Linked DNA regions of Homo sapiens: region 1 is linked to region 2. A link is an interaction called in ENCODE POLR2A ChIA-PET data of the cell type or tissue named here. Cell type or tissue: endothelial cell of umbilical vein. All regions are shown on one strand. Each heading gives the region's core, and the rest is flanking DNA. Links, peaks and the distances in the headings are about the cores only. Region 1 overlaps LINC01804 (long intergenic non-protein coding RNA 1804). Region 2 overlaps MYCNUT (MYCN upstream transcript).

Region 1 (5,377 bases), core at 206-5,205, 230 kb before region 2:
TTTTTCATTTCGTTTTGTTTTATTTTTTAATTTGGATATTTTCACATCTAGAGCCTTTTACTGACCCTGGAGGGACTGCTTCCCAGACTTTGCCCTCAGGATTGACCAAGTCACAGAGATAGTAAATGATTCAATTGCAGAGTGTACCTTTCTTACGCAGGCCAACAGATGCGGTGCTCACATACCAGTACCTCATAATCTGGGCCATTCTCCACCTGCCCTAATCACCCCAAGACCAGTACCAGGCAACTAGGGACAGCCGCTATGTCCCAGAGTCCACTAAAACCATCCAAACTTGCCCATTCTAAGCCTGCTTACCCTGTCTTGCCCATTCCTTCCTGAGAAATCCAGAATAGAGGCTCCTGCTGGCATTCTCCCCTTGCTTCCTCTGCCTCCCAATGGACCTTGGTTCCCCGTGTGGCCCTGAATGTGCCCCCTTTTTTGGGAACTGTGAGTAACAAACTGTCATTTCAATGGCAATCATCTTCTGTTCCATAGTCTTCCCTTGTATTAGTCTTTTTCCACACTACTGACAAAGACATACCGAAGATTGGGAGGAAAAAGAGGCTTAATTGGACTTATAGTTCCACATGTCTGGGGAGGCCTCAGAATCATGGCGGGAGGCAAAAGGGACTTCCTACATGGTGGCAGCAAGAGAAAATGAGGGAGAAGCAAAAGCAGAAACCCCTGATAAACCCATCAGATCTTGTGAGACTTATTCACTATCACTAGAATAGCACAGGAAAGACTGGCCCCCCGTGATTCAGTTACCTCTCTCTGGGTCCCTCCCACACAACACATGGGAATTCTGGGAGATACAATTCAAGTTGAGATTTGGGTGAGGGCACAGCCAAACCATATCATCCCTGTACCTGAATAATATTAAAACCTGCATTAAAAGACAGCCGTGTAAAGCAGGAAGCTAGTTGGTGGGGATAGGAGTGGGAGAGGAGTCCCTCCCTTCTTTTTGAATTTGGGCATTGGGGCATCTCCCTGATTATACTGAAGAAACACTCAGCAAGGAGCATGCACTACTTTTAGCCCCTGCAGCAACCTAGTCCAGCTGAGTGGCAAAAACTAAGGCAACAATGTCCCTTGCTCAAAAGGCCTCCTACACCATTGAATCATTGTGGAATGTTGAGGAGGAAGGGACTTCTGGTTGTGAATTTGATTCTTTCAAATAGTTGATGCCTAAACCCAGATGCCCTATGGAGAGCTGATTAGAATCCCCTGCACAATTGACCAGAGGCTTTGGGAACCTGAAGGGAAGTAGGCACCCAAATTTCTAACCCTCATCTTCATGCTAAGTAAGAGCTGAAGTCTGTTCTCTGGACTTACTTTCCTGAAAGACTTGACTTGTAAAGGCCATTTAAAATCCATTTAAAGGGAAGGAGAGTGCTTAGGAGCCCTGTTCTAGCTCCAGGAGGCTGATGGCCACTGCTCTTCCAGACAGAATGATGAGTTCTCTGTGGAGGAGTGTCTGTACAAGATCACTGACTGTGGGCTCTGAGACCTCTGCTCCATGGATGGAGGGCAGTCGAAGAGGCCACAGGGGCTGCTGGTCTCTTAAGGGCTCACCAGCTTCCCCAGGGAGGCTGGGGAGGGGGAGGAGGAGTAGTAATGGTCCTGTTGAATTTGGTCTAGCAGTTGGAATATCCTCCTGACTGTTGGGCACAGCCTTCCTGGGACCTGGAAAGTGAGGTGGAACTAGTTTGGGAAGAGCTTAAGCCTGAGCCTCCCAAACAAAGGAATGAGGCTGATTCATCTTCTCCTGGATCTTTGTTGTAAATATCAACCTCAATGGCAATTTGGAGCAGTGGTTCAGGAACTGAGCTCATCTGAGCCTCAGGAATCTCAAGCCAAAATAAAAAGCATCTGGTGCTTCTTGAAGTGGCTTATCCTGGTTCCCAGAGTCCCCCTCCAGATGCCAGCCTTGGGGGGCTTTCAGGACCTTACCCTGGGACCCCCAGTGTCCCTCTGTTGTGCCTGAGCTCAGTTCCCCAGACTTGCTCAGCAGCACCCCGGCCAAGCCTCCTGCCCTCAGGGATGGCCAAGGCCCTCCTGGAGCCTGTTTCAAGGATAGACACCAGGCCCTGTGCTGGTTTCAAAGTGTATCCTTAGAGGGGAATAAACATGTTCTAATCAAAACAAAACACTTCCAAACGGGAGTTTCCTGTTGGAATTTCCTGGCAGCTCCCAAGGCAGTTGTGATTATGGAAACACTCACTGATTTTTTTCTTCTCAAGGGTGTGGAGGGCATATGACAATGATAGTCTTAGCTTCCCCTTTCTCAACAGGGATGACAACTACAGTTATCAGTGGGGCCAGCCTGAAATCGGATGGTCAAATCCTATTACAGTAACCCAGGGCTGCCACCCTACTCCTGGTAATGGGAGGAATTAAAAACTGCCTGCTGACTTGTCTTGGTTAATGGGCTGCAGGTTCCTCTTCTGGAAATTGGAGAGTCTTAGAGTAACCTGGAGGTGAGAATCTGGGAGTTCTCTTAAATGTCCCCCTTCCCTAGCACACAGTGTCAATGACCAAGTCCTGTGCTTCTATCTTTGTAAAATGTCTGGATTGGGTTCTTCTCTGTTGTTGACCCAGATCAGACCCTTGCCATCACTTAACTGGATAATCTCGACAGAGTCTCAATTGGTTTCACACACTTTCCCTCCAATGTACCCTCCACCCATATGCTGGGTTGATCTGACCACACTCCAACCATGCTCAGTATCCTGCCCAGAATCTCCATCATCTTCTGGGTGAATCCAGTCTTCTTTGCTCAGCAAGCAGGGCCCCCGCCTGCCTCTGTATCTTGGCTTCTGCTACCCCATCCCTTCCCCAGGCCCTAAACTTGCCAGCCTGCTTTCTCCCCTGGTGTTTCCCTGAATGGGCTTTCCCTGGGTCTACTTACTATGTGTGTTTACTAGGGATGCTGTAACAAAGCACTGTAAATGGAGTGGCTTCAACAACAGACATTTATTGTCTCACAGTTCTGGAGGCTGAAAGTTCGAGGTCAGCGTGTCAGCAGGGCCATGCTCCCTCGGAAGGCTGTAGGGAAGAATATGTTCAGGCCTCCGTCCTAATCTCTGTAGTTGCTGGCAATCTTCAGTATTCCTTGTCTGTAGAAGCATTCTCCCTCTGATTGCTGCCTTTATCTTCATGAGGCGTTATTCTTGTGTGTGTGTCTATGTCAACATTTACCCTTTGTATGAGGACACCAGTCATATTGGATTAGGGCCCACTATCATGATCCCATTTTAACTTGATTCCCCCTGTAGACATTCTACTGACAAATAAGGTCACATTCAGAGGTACTAGGGTTTAGGGCCTCAACATCTGAAAAGGAGGGGAGGACAATTCAACCTGTAACACTTTCCTTTTAAGAATTCTCTTTTCTGACCTCTTTTCTGTCCTTCTGCTCCCCTCTGGAAAAATTAGCCACTTCTTCTTCTATCCCTTACTGGAGCCTGTACAAAAGACCATCAGAGGACCTAGAACTTGGTTTTTGGCCTATGTGCCTGTTTCTCTTACTCATTAGATGGAGTTCCTTAAAGACAGGGAGACTGCTTTATTGCCCTATATCCCCAGGACCCAGAACAATGCCAAAAATACAGTAGGTGCTCAGTGTTTGCTGGATAAATGAATGACTGAGCACATGAGGTTCTTAGTAAAGATGCAAGTTGGCTGGCACTTCTCCCACTTCAAGTCCCTCTAGGTCCCCCACCTTTTCTCTGTTCCTGCCTAGTCTCCCTTCCATCAACGATTCCCAATTCTGACTGAGTAATCTGCATAAAACACAAAGCTGATTATGTCATTCCCCAGTGTCAATGGCTCACCACCGCTATCGAATCAAATCTACACTCCTTACATTGTAGTTATTTGTTAGCAGACTTATTAAATAGATTACGGAGCATCCATTTAATGGAATCTTATGCAGTTGTTCAATGTGTGAAAAGAATGTTTCATTAGTGAGGGTTCTCCAGAGAATTTACTTACATGATTATGGAGGCTGAGAAGTTCTACTACCTGCCATCTGCAAACTGGACAACTAGGAAGACAGATGGTATAATTCAGTGCAAATCTGAAGGCCTGAGAGCTGGTTGTGGGGCAGAGGGCCAGGGGCCACTGGTGTAAGTCCCAGAGTCCAAAGGCCTGAGAACCAAGAGTTCTAAAGACAAGAGAAGATGGAGGCCTACCTCAAGAAGAGTGAAAGAATGTACACTTTTTTTTCCTGCCTTTTTGTTCTATCTGGGCCCTCAGTGGATTGGATGATGCCCATCCACATTGGTGAAGGTAGATCTTTACTTATCTACCTATTCAAATGCAGATCTCTTCTGGAAACACCCTCACAGGCACACTCAGAAATAATGTCTTACCAACTTCTGGGCATCCCTTAGCCCAGTTAAGGTGACACTTAACATTAACCATCACAAATGTCATTGACAGAGAAAATGCATATAAGCGGGGGCTACTTTCAAAATAGTTAAAAATAACTAACCAGCCAAAGCACAGCATGGCCCAAACAACTTCTAGCAATAAACAACCAGCACGACAATGAGTACTCATCATCACCCTGGTGTTAGGACACAGCAATGAACCCACAGTGTGGGCCAGGCAGAACTTTAAAATGGCCCCAAGGGCCCTCATCCCTGACTTTATTCCTGAGGTTATGCTATGCTGCCTGGCAGGAGAGAGGTGAACCGGGTGTGCCTGATTTGATCACAGGAGCTCTCTAAAAGTCAAGCATTTTCTTTGGCTGGTAATAGGAGAAAAAGCCAAAGACATCTGAAGCACGAGAAGGATTTAACATGGCCTTACTGGCTTTGAAGGTGGAGGGATCTCAAGCAGGTACTGGAGAGAAGCTTCCAGAAGCTGAGAGAGGCCCCCACCTAACAGTCAGTAAGGAAACTGTGACGCCGGTCCTACAGCCGCAAAAAGCTGAATTCAGCCAACAACCTGAACAAGCCTAGAAGGGGATTCTTCCCCAGCCTCTAGATGAGAATCCAGCTACCAACACCTTGACTTTGGCCTGTAAGACTAAGCAGAGAATCTAGTTGATCTTACCTGGACTTCAAACCTAACAGAACTGCGAGATAAAAGGATGCTGTTTTAAGCCACTAAGTTTACGGAAAATTGTTATGCAGCAGTAGAAAACTAATACAAAGCGGGATAATCACTTTTATTTTTATTTTTATTTTTAATAGAGGGTCTCACTCCATCACCCAGGCTGGAGTGCAGTGGCATGATAATGGCTCACTGCAGCCTCAACCTCCTGGGCTCAGGTGATTCTCCCACCTCACCCTCCCAAGTAGCTGTGCCGCCATGCCTGGCTAATTTTTTTTTATTTCTTGTAGAGATGGGGTTTCGCCATGTT
Region 2 (5,377 bases), core at 100-5,099:
ACTACCTTGACTCTGCAGTACCTTCTTTCAAGCCTAAAGTTACTTGATTACGGACAAGCCATGAAGAGTAAAGGGGTGTGGCCCAGAGAGATTTCCAGTTGAAGAAAGAATGATTCAACAGTCCCATTAAAACAAAGAGACATTTTCTGCAGGCTCCCCCAGGACACACATGCTATGGTCTATTGCTGCGGGGTACATGGAGCCCCTGCAGGAGGGCTGGGACTAGAAGGAAGGGAGGGAACGTTTACTGGACATCCATTATAAGCCAGATGGCTACTTTGTGTAATCCTCACATGATACTAAAAGAAAGATGAAAAAATGGCCGGGTGTGGTGGCTCATGCCTGTCATCTCAGCACTTTGGGAGGCCGAGGCGGATGGATCACTTGAGGCCAGGAGTTTGAGACCAGCCAAGCCAACATGGTGAAGCCCCTTTTCTACTAAAAATACAAAAAAAAAAATTAGCTGGGCACGGTGGCTCGAGCCTGTAATCCCAGCTACTTACGATGCTAAGGCACAAGAATCGCTTGAACCCGGTAGGCGGGGGTTGCAGTGAGCCGAGATGGTGCCACTGCACTCCAGCCTGGGCAACAGAGTGAGATTCTCTCAAAAAAAAGAAAAAAAAGAAAGAAAGAAAGAAAGATGGAGAAATAAAGCCTCAGAAAAGTTGGACTATCCAACATAGCAGAACTCGCTGTCATGTCTGGTGTCAGAGCTGTTCTTTCCAGCATTCGCTGCACCAGATGCTGTAGAAGATGGAAAGGCAACATGGGAAAGGGTGCTGCACTCAGGAACTGCTCATCCTGTTAGGGGAGTCGCACACACACACAGGAATCTGATAAAGAACCCCCATGGCCGGGCACGGTGGCTCACGCCTGTAATCCCAGCTCTTTGAGAGGCCGAGGCGTGAGGTCGCCTGAGGTCAGGAGTTCGAGACAAGCCTGTCCAACATGGAGAAAGCTAAAAATACAAAAATTAGCCGGGCGTGGTGGCACACACCTGTAATCCCAGCTACTCAGGAGGCTGAGGCACGAGAATCGCTTGAACCTGGGAGGAGGAGGTTGCAGTGAGCAGAGACTGCACCACTGCACTGCAGCCTGGGAGACAAGAGTTAAAAATAATAATAAAAATTAAAAAAGAACCCCCTTGTTGGCGGCAAGCAGTATAAGATTAATGGAGATTTGGGGCAGAGAATGGGTAGGGTTAGGGGAAGGGAGGACGAGATTCCTTCCAGGACAGTCTCCAGCTGAACTTTGAGGAAAGAATTTGAATAAGCAGAAATGAAAGGAAAAGCCTTTCTAGGCCAGAAGTAGCAGCTTCTGGAAATGAGCAGATAGAATCACTGATATTTATCAGTGATTGTTATCTGAGTCCAAGGAAACTGAAAGGGCCAGCAGGCAGATTCTAGCAATTCCACTCAGATATTGAGGTAGCTCGGGCCGTCCATGGGGCTACAGGAATGTATCCAGCATTATAGGAAAATGAAATTAGCAAGAATCAGTGGGTGAGATCAGCCATCTACTAAGTAATCACCTGAGGAGAAGATCTGAAAACTTCAGCACAGCGCGAGGTGATCTGGACACATCCAAAGCACGTCATTGTGTCTGGAAAGTAATCCCAGAAAAAGGAGACCCCTGTCCTTCGTAGAGAGCCTGCCTGTTTCAAGGGGCAGCGCCAAATGGACTCAAAGGCCAGATCTGGCATCAGAATTCCTTGTAGCCCTTACAGATTCCTACTAAGATGAGGATCCCCTAATTGTGAGCCATTCCAGTGCACTGACAAATTCAAGTTTGAGGCCCACAAGGGGAAACCTATTTCTCCCCAAACCCCATACCTGTGGAGCCTGGCCCTGAGCAGCTGCCTCCAGGGACATCTTTCCCATTTTGACTTTTAGCATAAGGAAACTAAGGGAAATGAGAATTCCAACTCCACAGCAGCAGTATCACCGTCCATTCCCCGTAGCTCTTCATGGTTTGCAGTGCATTTTGACTCACTCCATCTTAGCCCTCTCTCAAGTCTACGTAATGCATGAAGCTGGAGGGAAGTCTTCACAGTGGAAGGGGTCTTTGAGCTGCCTCCAAGGATGCAAAACTAGTCTCTGAGGGCAGTCCAGGGTCTGCTGGACACTTCGATTTTCTAAATCAGTAATCAAATTACTGGCATTAAATGAAGATAATTTTTGTTTTAAACCTAATTATGCTATTACAAATAAAACTTCCCACCTCCAAAACTCTCTCAGTGGTGGATCTCAAACTCTCCTCCAGCCTCAGATGTCAAAAAACTATGCATTTTGCCTTGGGCACATCCAACATCATATACGTTGAATGGCTTTGATGGGCATGATTCTAATCTTAATTAAAGCAGTGCCCGTTTTGGTCCATCTTGGTCTCTTTGAACCCACTCTCAGCTGACTCAGTTCAATAGCAGTTTGGTGGGAAAAATGCCAACTGGCCTGGGAAACAAAGGAGAAATTTGGGGGTGACTTTAGGCTTCACAAAAGGGTCCCTTACATCACTTGAAATGATTAACTTTACTGAAAAGTAACAAAATTATTTTTGAAAAATAACAAAAACAAAGAAATTAAATTTGTTCATAACCCCATTGCTTTAAAAAAAAAAAAAAGTTATAGGCCAGGCACAGTGGCTCACGCCTGTAATCCTAGCACTTTGGGAGGCTGAGGTGGGTGGATCACTTGAGGTCAGGGGCTCGAAACCAGCCTGGCCAACACGGTGAAACCCTGTCTCTACTAAAAATACAAAAGTTAGCCTGGTGTGGTGGCATGTGCCTGTAATTCCAGCTACCAGGGAGGCTGAGGCAGGAGAATCACTTGAACCAGGGAGGTGGAGGCTGCAGTGAGCCGAGACTGTGCCATTGCACTCCAGCCCGGGCAATAAGGCGAGACCCCATCTCAAAAAAAAAAAAAAAAATTAATTAGGCATAGTGGCGGGTGCCTATAATCTCAGCTACTGGGGAGGCTGAGGCACAAGAATCACTTGAACCCGGGAGGCAGAGGTTGCAGTGAGCCGGGATCACGCCACTGCACTCCAGCCTGGATGACAGAGCGAAACTGTCTCAAAAAAAATAAAATAAATAAATAAAAGTTATATCAAGAAGAAAGTTTCTCCCTCCACCTGACTGATTGTCTTCTTCAAAGTAAACCCCTGTTAGCAACTTGGTGCACATTCTTCTCAATTTGTTACTGGGGGGTTGATGCAGATATATCTAAGTACATATATATCCAAAATGCCAGACAGATTGACCTATACCTTGCTTATTTTCCTTCATGTTCAGGAACATTTCCCGTCTGTAACTATAGACCTAACACATTATTTTTAGTGGGTGTATGTAATTCCACTGCATGGATGTATTACATACCATTCTCCTGTTTAATTTGTTTTAGTTATGGATATTTAGATTGCTTATAGTATTTTTGTTATTGAGAATGATGCAGCCACACACATTCTTGTTTATATGCTTTTATGTGTTTGTCTTATTATTTCTCGTAGGATGGATCATGAAGAGTGGAATTGCTTTTCCTCTTGGGGCAGGCACACCAACAGTGTATGTGAGGCCCCTGCTCCCACTCCCCAGGCTGGCCAGTACTTTGGGCCAATCTGCTAGACCCAAAAATGTTAATCTCACTGAGATTTAATTTGCATTCCCCTGACTACCGGTGAAGTTGAGCATCTTTTCATATGTTTATTGACAATTTGCATTTCTTATTCAGTAAATTACCTGCTCGTATCCTAGAGTCATATTTCTGTCTGCCCGTTTTTTTCTATTCAATTTGTGGGAGCTCTTTGTATACCTGGGATCTAATCTTTGACTCATATATATGGCAAGTATTTTCTATTACTGTTGTCAACTTTTTATCATAGTAAAATTCTTACATCCAGCACCCCCACCCCTCCCCTGCCCTTTTTTTTTTTTTTTTTGCATTTGGGTTAGGCAGAGAGCTAGCTTTACTGTTTTCCAAATGAAGTCAATCGATCCCAAGGATTTTTAAATTATTTAATCAGTAAAAATGTACACATTTTGAGGGAGGTGTGAAGATCCTAGGAGAAACTGTGCTCTTGTCCCTGAAGACAGACTCAGTAGATCTTTTTTTTTTTCTTTTGAGACAAGGTCTCACTCTGTCATCCAGGCTGGAGTGCAGTGGTGTGATGATGGCACACTGCAGCCTTGATCTCCCTGGGCTCAGGTGATCTTCCTGCCTCAGCCTCCCAAGTAGCTGGGACCACAGGCACGCACCCACCACGCCCAGCTAATTTTTATATTTTTTGTAGAGACAGGGTTTCACCATGTTGCCCAGGCCGGTCTCAAAATCCTGGGCTCAAGCCATCTGCCCTCCTCAGACTCTTGAAGTGCCAGGATTACAGGCGTGAGCCACCATGCCTGGCCAACCCAGCAGATCTTTAATTCACAATCTGGAAAAACCATCTAGAGGCTGTTGCTCTCCTAGCCAGTCATGATTTGGGCCCTTCTCAACATGTGTATGTGTGTGTTGTTTCTTTGTGTGTGTGTGTCTTAGTAAAGAGGAGATTTGTAAACTAAAATATTCTCCTCTCTCAAAAATCACCTTAATTATAAACCAAATGCTGTGTATAACTCTATCCTAGCAGTTGGTGATTAGATTGAGGCATCCATTTCAGATGTGGGTCTCCTTCCCTGGTCCACAGTGAGCTCCTTGCGGCTGTACCTTAACTTACCTCTGTTCCAAACCCACCCAGGGGCTCAGACACAGTAATAGATGGGTACTTGTCTCAGTTCATTTTGTGTTGCTATAACCTAATAGCACAGACTGGGTAATTTATAAAGAAAAGAAATGTATTTCTCATGTTTCTGGAGGCTGAGAAGTCCAATATCAAGGTGCCAGCAATTGCTGAGGGCCTTCATGGCGTACCATCCCCTGGCAGGAAAAAGGAAGAGAGGGCAAGAGATCAAACTCCTAGCCTCAAGCCCTTTTATAATTAGCATTAATCCATTCACAAGAGTGGAGCCCTCATGACCTAAACACCTCACATTAGGTCCTGAGACAGGAATAATATAAGGTGGCTGCAGAATAATAGAAGATTTTGGGCAGCAATTTCACATGACTAGCAAAAGGAAACTGTTGAAATGGCTGCAGAGGCCATGGGCTAAGACCGTGAAAAACAGAGTGTAGACCAAGCTGGCTAAGACCCACTGAACCCAGCATGGCACTGGATTTGACCTAGGTTTCTCCTAGGACCTCATTATACGCTCATTAACATACTAAATCACACACCCCACTAGCATCATGACACTTCCGAGAACACCCATATTTGGTTTAAAAATAGGTGGTGTCACAGTTCTGAGAAATCTCCTTCTTTTTCTAGGAATGATCATGAATATTCTGCC

Evidence for each region. Peaks named below come from ENCODE experiments on the same cell type or tissue, not always from the same donor. Only the 100,000 strongest peaks of a DNase experiment are listed, where the experiment ranks them.
Region 1: POLR2A ChIA-PET joins it to region 2 with 6 read pairs; 2 of 35 experiments call an interaction of 5 or more read pairs at or near these places.

The regions. Positions count from the first base shown.
Region 1 is chr2:15,702,514-15,707,890 of GRCh38, forward strand. The region is part of intron 4 of LINC01804 (long intergenic non-protein coding RNA 1804); the gene reads left to right. Among named protein-coding and RNA genes, the nearest start is that of LINC01804, 14 kb to the left of the region's middle. In endothelial cell of umbilical vein, for the core only: no CTCF peak of the experiment used is centred there; DNase peaks (open chromatin) are centred at 1,738 and 2,168; H3K27ac peaks cover 1,550 bases.
Region 2 is chr2:15,932,270-15,937,646 of GRCh38, forward strand. MYCNUT (MYCN upstream transcript) reads left to right here. Exons shown (of 3, transcript NR_125783.1): 3 at 3,505-3,749. It overlaps MYCNOS (MYCN opposite strand), which reads right to left. Exons shown (of 4, transcript NR_110230.2): 4 at 3,996-4,907. Among named protein-coding and RNA genes, the nearest start is that of MYCN, 5.6 kb to the right of the region's middle. In endothelial cell of umbilical vein, for the core only: no CTCF peak of the experiment used is centred there; no DNase peak of the experiment used is centred there.